Regions from separate parts of the Mus musculus genome. Here region 2 is linked to region 1. A link is a contact called in ENCODE Hi-C or POLR2A ChIA-PET data. All regions are on one chromosome and are shown on one strand. The core of a region is the stretch at or near the end of the contact, and the rest is flanking DNA. Distances in the headings are between cores, read along the strand shown. Region 1 holds the start of 6030440G07Rik (RIKEN cDNA 6030440G07 gene). Region 2 holds the start of Rcor1 (REST corepressor 1).

The links. A loop is a pair of places that touch in the nucleus more often than their neighbours do. ChIA-PET counts read pairs that join two places held with the same protein, here RNA polymerase II (POLR2A).
Region 2: a loop to region 1 is called in a map of heart, with 5 times the contacts of the local background. The contact joins the promoter of Rcor1 here to the promoter of 6030440G07Rik in region 1. A Hi-C loop is called at or near these places in 7 of 37 maps with a recorded cell type or tissue (gastrocnemius, heart and left cerebral cortex). POLR2A ChIA-PET finds 5 or more read pairs at or near these places in 4 of 5 experiments (Patski and embryonic stem cell).

The regions. Positions count from the first base shown.
Region 1 is chr12:110,993,081-110,995,681 of GRCm38, reverse strand. 6030440G07Rik (RIKEN cDNA 6030440G07 gene) reads right to left here and starts at 1,284. Exons shown (of 3, transcript NR_036598.1): 1 at 975-1,284.
Region 2 is chr12:111,038,074-111,040,674 of GRCm38, reverse strand. Rcor1 (REST corepressor 1) reads right to left here and starts at 1,308. Exons shown (of 12, transcript NM_198023.3): 1 at 787-1,308; 2 at 654-713. The coding sequence starts at 1,069.

The DNA of each region.
Region 1 (2,601 bases), core at 35-2,534:
GCGTAGGAATCCCGAGGCTGGAGTTAAAGCAGTTGGAAGCTGCTTGATGTGGGCACTGGATTACAGGCTCGTCCCCTGAGCTTGGCTCGTAAGGATGTATTTTTTTTTTTTTTTGAAGATTTATTTTTATTTTCAGAAATTTTTCTTTTTTTTAAAAATTTCTTTTTGTACATATTTATTTTATTTTATGTGTGTTATAAGCTTTCATGCATGTATTGTGCATGCCTGATGCCCACAGAAGCCAAACAAAGGGTGTTAGGTTCCCTGGAACTGAGCTATAGATAGTTTACAGATAGTTGCAAGCCATCATTAGGTTCTAGGAATTGAAGCGGGTCCTCTGCAAGAACGACAGTCCATCCCCACCACACACACTTTTTTTTTTTTTTTTTTTTTTTTTTTTTGGGACAGGATCTCACTGTGTAGCCCCGGAGGCCTGGAACTCTCTCTGCAGACCAAGCTGGCCTTGAACTCACAGAGATGAACTTGTTTCTGTCTCCCAAGTGTGCTAGAAGTAAAGGTCTCTGAAACCAGCCCAACTTAGTGATGTTTTCCTTCATTTCCATAGTCATGTGGCAGTCCAGGAGGGCAGAATGTTTGTCTCTGCCTATCGTCTAAGGACATGTCGTCTTGGCACCTAGCTGGCACACCCACCACATACAATGTTGTATTACGTGTTGCACCTGGCAAAAGTTCATCTTTAATGTTCAGGCCACAAGACCCACACACCCGCATGCATACCGGGCACTGCCCACCGACCCACTTGCCTGCCCCGCCCCCTTCTCGCATGGCCCCGCCCCTTCTTGCAAGGCTCTTGCCCCTCTCTCACGGCTCCGCCCCCTTCTCACACTCCTGTCAGGTCGTCTCAGTTGAGACTGTTGGCAGTAGCGGCTTCCACTCTCTGCCTTGATTCACCTTTGCACAGCTCCTCCAGCTCAGCCTGAAAATCACCACAGCCATTTCTGAGAGACCCTTACCTAACACAGCTGTCTTCTTCATGCTTCATCCTTCACCCACAGATGTGATTGATGCAACCAGACTGCCATGCTGTAAGGGAGCCCAGGCTAGTGTGGTAAGAAGCCTTGCAGAGGGGAGCCAAAGGCCCTACTTAGGGCAAGAGCCCCAGCAGACTAGGAAGCAGCCAGCTGAGCCCTGTCATTATCCAGAATCAGCCGATGAAGCCTCTCGGGACTTTTCACCTATTGAGCCTCCAGATGATTGCAGCTGTGTAAGCGCAGGAAGCAGGACTGCAGGACCATCCGGGAGCCGTGAGAGGTTACAGAGACTGGGCTTCTAAGCCACCCTGCAGGACTGGTTCTTATCCAGCAGTGACAGAACACCCAGGGAGTCTCCTGCCTCTCGGGGTCACTTAATATGCAAACCTTTCTCCCACCGTACTCCTTTCCCTCCCAAACCAGTACTATATTTTATGTATGTGACTACACTGTAGCTGTCTTCAAACACACCAGAAGAGGGCATCGGATCCCATTATAGATGATTGTGAGCCACCATGTGGTTGCTGGGAATTGAACTCAGGACCTCTGTGTCTTTAGTTAGGGTTTTACTGCTGTGAACAGACACCATGACCAAGGCAACTCTTTTTTTGTTTTGTTTTGGTTTTTTTTTTTATTTTGTTTTGTTTTTCAACACAGGGTTTCTCTGTATAGCCCTGGCTGTCCTGGAACTCACTTTGTTTGTAGACCAGGCTGGCCTTGAACTCAGAAATTTGCCTGCCTCTGCCTCCCAAGTGCTGGGATAAAAGGCATGCGCCACCACTGCCTGGCCAAGGCAACTCTTATAAGGACAACATTTTATTGGGGCTTTACAGGTTCAGAGGATCAGTCCATTTTCATCATAGCGGGACCATAGCAGCATCCAGGCAGGCATGGTGCAGGAGAAGCTGAGAGTTCTACATCTTCATCTGAAGGCTGCTAGCAGAATACTGGCTTCCAGGCAGTCTTAAACCCCACACCCACAGTGACACACTCTGGAAGAGCAGTCAGTGCTCTTAACCGGTGAGCCATCTCTCCAGCTCTGTTTTTGTTTTGTGAGATAGGGTTTCACTGTGTAGCCAGGTTGCACTTGAACTCACAGAAACTCCCCTGCTTCAGCTTCCTGAGTATGGGGATTACAGGTGGGAGCCACCAGACCTGGTGGAGTTCAGCCCATTTGTTTGTTTTTGAGACATGGTGTTACTGTGTATCTCTGGCTGGCCTAGAACTCTCTATGTAAACCAGGCCTGTCTGCCTCCCCGGTGCTGGGATTAAAGTCCAGAAAGGATGACAGTTTGCCCAAATCCCTTTTCCAGCCGGGGAGCCCCTCCCAGACTGTTTCTTCCTGCTCTGCAGCCTCTGGGAGGTAGCTTTCCCAAGAACCTTGTCATTTCCTCTAGCCAGAGGTGAACACCTTCTGTACTGCATTGCTGTGTCATTGGGGTTCCTTGCTGCCCCCCGGGTGCTAGGAAGCCCTCTTCTTAGGTTGTTCTGTGTTCAGTTCATCTTCCTGTGTTCAGCCCTCAGCCCTGCAGGCGCCCAGGAGCCTCATAAACGTGCACCTGGGGAAGGACAGGCCGGAGCCCGAGGGGCCCAGGGAAGATCCCTGGAG
Region 2 (2,601 bases), core at 59-2,558, 45 kb before region 1:
CACCCCATCCCCCCCAAAAGAAAAAAGAAATAAAGGAAACACACATTTACAAACAGATCTTAAAATAACAGCCACAAGTCGGGCTCTCTTATCTAGACAGATGCTCTCTGGAAAGCACACTTCTTTTATTACCTGATTGGGGTGGAGGGACAGGAAGATCTTTACTCCACCAGCCCTCGGGATGGGATGGGATGGGATGGGATGGGATGGGATGGGATGGGACAGGATGGGACCGGACGGGACAAGACGGGATGAGAGTCAAGAGGCAATAAGAGCGTAGGGTTGGCAGGGTAACGCTAGGAGCCAGTTTGAAGTAAGAAGTCTCTGCGGAGCCCTGGGTCCGAGCGCCCCAGGACGCCAACTCTCCAGCACTGCCACCCGGGATCCCGTCCTAGCTCCGGTACACCACACCTGGAGGCAGAGACATCCCACTCCACCCCGGCCAGGTGTGGCTTTCTCAGAGCCGGGGGACACTGCGGGCCCAGTGCTGTCCCCACCGGAGCCCATGGCCTCCCCGCACCCGAATCTGCAGCACACTCGTGTGCGAGCGTGCCGCGCCGCCTGCCCTCGCGCCCCGTGTGCCCCCGCGGACCGAAGGCCAACACGCACAAAAAACAAAGTTGTCTCCCGAGCTCCCGTCACTCGCTACTCACCAGGATCGAAGTCGGGCACCGCCGCTTGGTACTGGGGTCCCACCCGCATGCCACCGCCACCTGCGGGGAAGCAGAGCACGGCGGTCAGCGCGGGCGCGGACACGGGCCGGGCGCGGGGGCGGCTGCCACCTACCGTGCTCCTCGTCGCTGGACGAGCCCGAGCTGCCTTCCTCCCAGGAGTTGCTGCCGCTGTTCCCGTTGGGAGCCGCCGCCGCCAAACTTTTATTCTGGCCATTATTGGGGGCGGCGGCGGCCGAGGCGGCGGCGGCGGCCGAGGCGGAGGCGGTGCCGGCCGAGGCGGCGGCTGAGGCGGCGGCCGAGGCGGCCGAGGCGGCGGCCGAGGCTGCGGAGGCCGCCGTGTTCCTCCCTCGCCGCTTCCCTGAGACCTCGGGGCCCTTCTCCACCATGGCCGGCATCGGCGGGGCCCGGGGCCGGGCCAAAGTGACGGGGACCCCGGCTCGCGAGGCGCGGGCGGCGGGCCGCGGGCAGGGGGCGCAGGTGGGCGCCGGGCCGGGCGGGCGAGCGCGCGGGATCCGCTGGCGGGAGTTGGGGCTAGAGGAGGCCCAGACGGGCGGAGCAACGAGCCGCCTCAAGCCCCCGATGCCGAACGGAGCGCAACTTTGGCTCTCATCGCCGCCCGCACTTCGCTGGCTCTAACTACTCCGGGAGCCGCGGGCGGGGGGGAGGGGCGGAGCCTGGGGGGGAGGAGGGCCGCGCACAGCCTAACCCGTCGCTCGCAAGCTCCGCCCCTGCGAGCTTCCATTGGCTCTCACGGGATCCGGGCGGCAAGCAGGGGCATGGTAGGTCTCTGTGCGCGTCCGTCAGGCCACGGGGGCGGGATCACGGGAAGGAGGGGGAAGGTTCTGTGCTTCCGTTGGCCAGGTTGGGTTGACGCGTATCGCCCACTGTACGTGGTTTGAGGTTTGCGATCGCTTTACGCCCCATGATCCATCTCTCGAGGCAACAGCGAGGAGTTAGCCCCCTCCCCCTCCCCAGCGCCCCGCTCCCTCCGCTCGCACCCTGTGGGCCCCGCGCCACCTCCCCCGGGGATCCCGCCGAGCGTCCCATCGGCTTCCCAAAGTGAATGTGCCCGACGCGAGAACAGAAATCGCGGGCAAGGTCGGGACTACTTTCCCCCTCGCGCGGAGGAGTACGCGCACAGTTTGAATGGGTTCTATACAAAGAGGGGAAACTAATTGGAAGAAACTAATTGCGCCCCCGCGTCGCCCAGGGGCGATCGAGATGTACTAGAGCAAGGGAACCTGGGGACGAGGCTCTCAGGTGGCAGTGTCCCCCGAGGGAAGGAAAGCGGTTGTGCCTGGAGACGATGGAGCTCCCCGCTAATTGGGTTGGGGGCCACCGGCTCCCCACGTTGCCTGAGGGGCCGAGGGAGGAGTCGGGATGTTCGGCCGGGGAGGGCCTCGAAGCCGTCGGGGTGAGGGGAGGTGCCGAGTGGCCCCGGGACAGCAGGAGGGACATAGATCGACTAGGGGCCCCACCGCGAGGGGGAAAAAGAAGGAGCTTGAGTCCCCAGCTCGGTAGAAGAGGAGGGTCACTTCCCGAGACCCGGGCCCTTCCCCCAGCCCGCAGGGCTAAGAGCCTGAACGCGGAGGAGTCGGTGACACCCAGCCCTGGGCGTCCTTGTCCCTGGAGTGATCAAGCGAGGGGCCCCGTCACTGCCTGACAGCTGCCTGTGGGGCTGGGTGGGCTGCCCCACCCCCCGCGCCAGCGACCAAACCTGGGGACTATAGGTGAAACCGTTTGCTTTAAATTAAAAATAAATAAATAAAACAGGAGATGGCTATTTTTCGTTTATATTACTTCAGACCTGGGCTTCATATGGGGACAGTTTTTACACCCGCTCAGGATATAAATAGCTACAGAGAGAAAACGAGAGTTTTATGGTTTGAAAGCCCGCATAAATAAGCAGGGGTTTCTCTTCCACGTT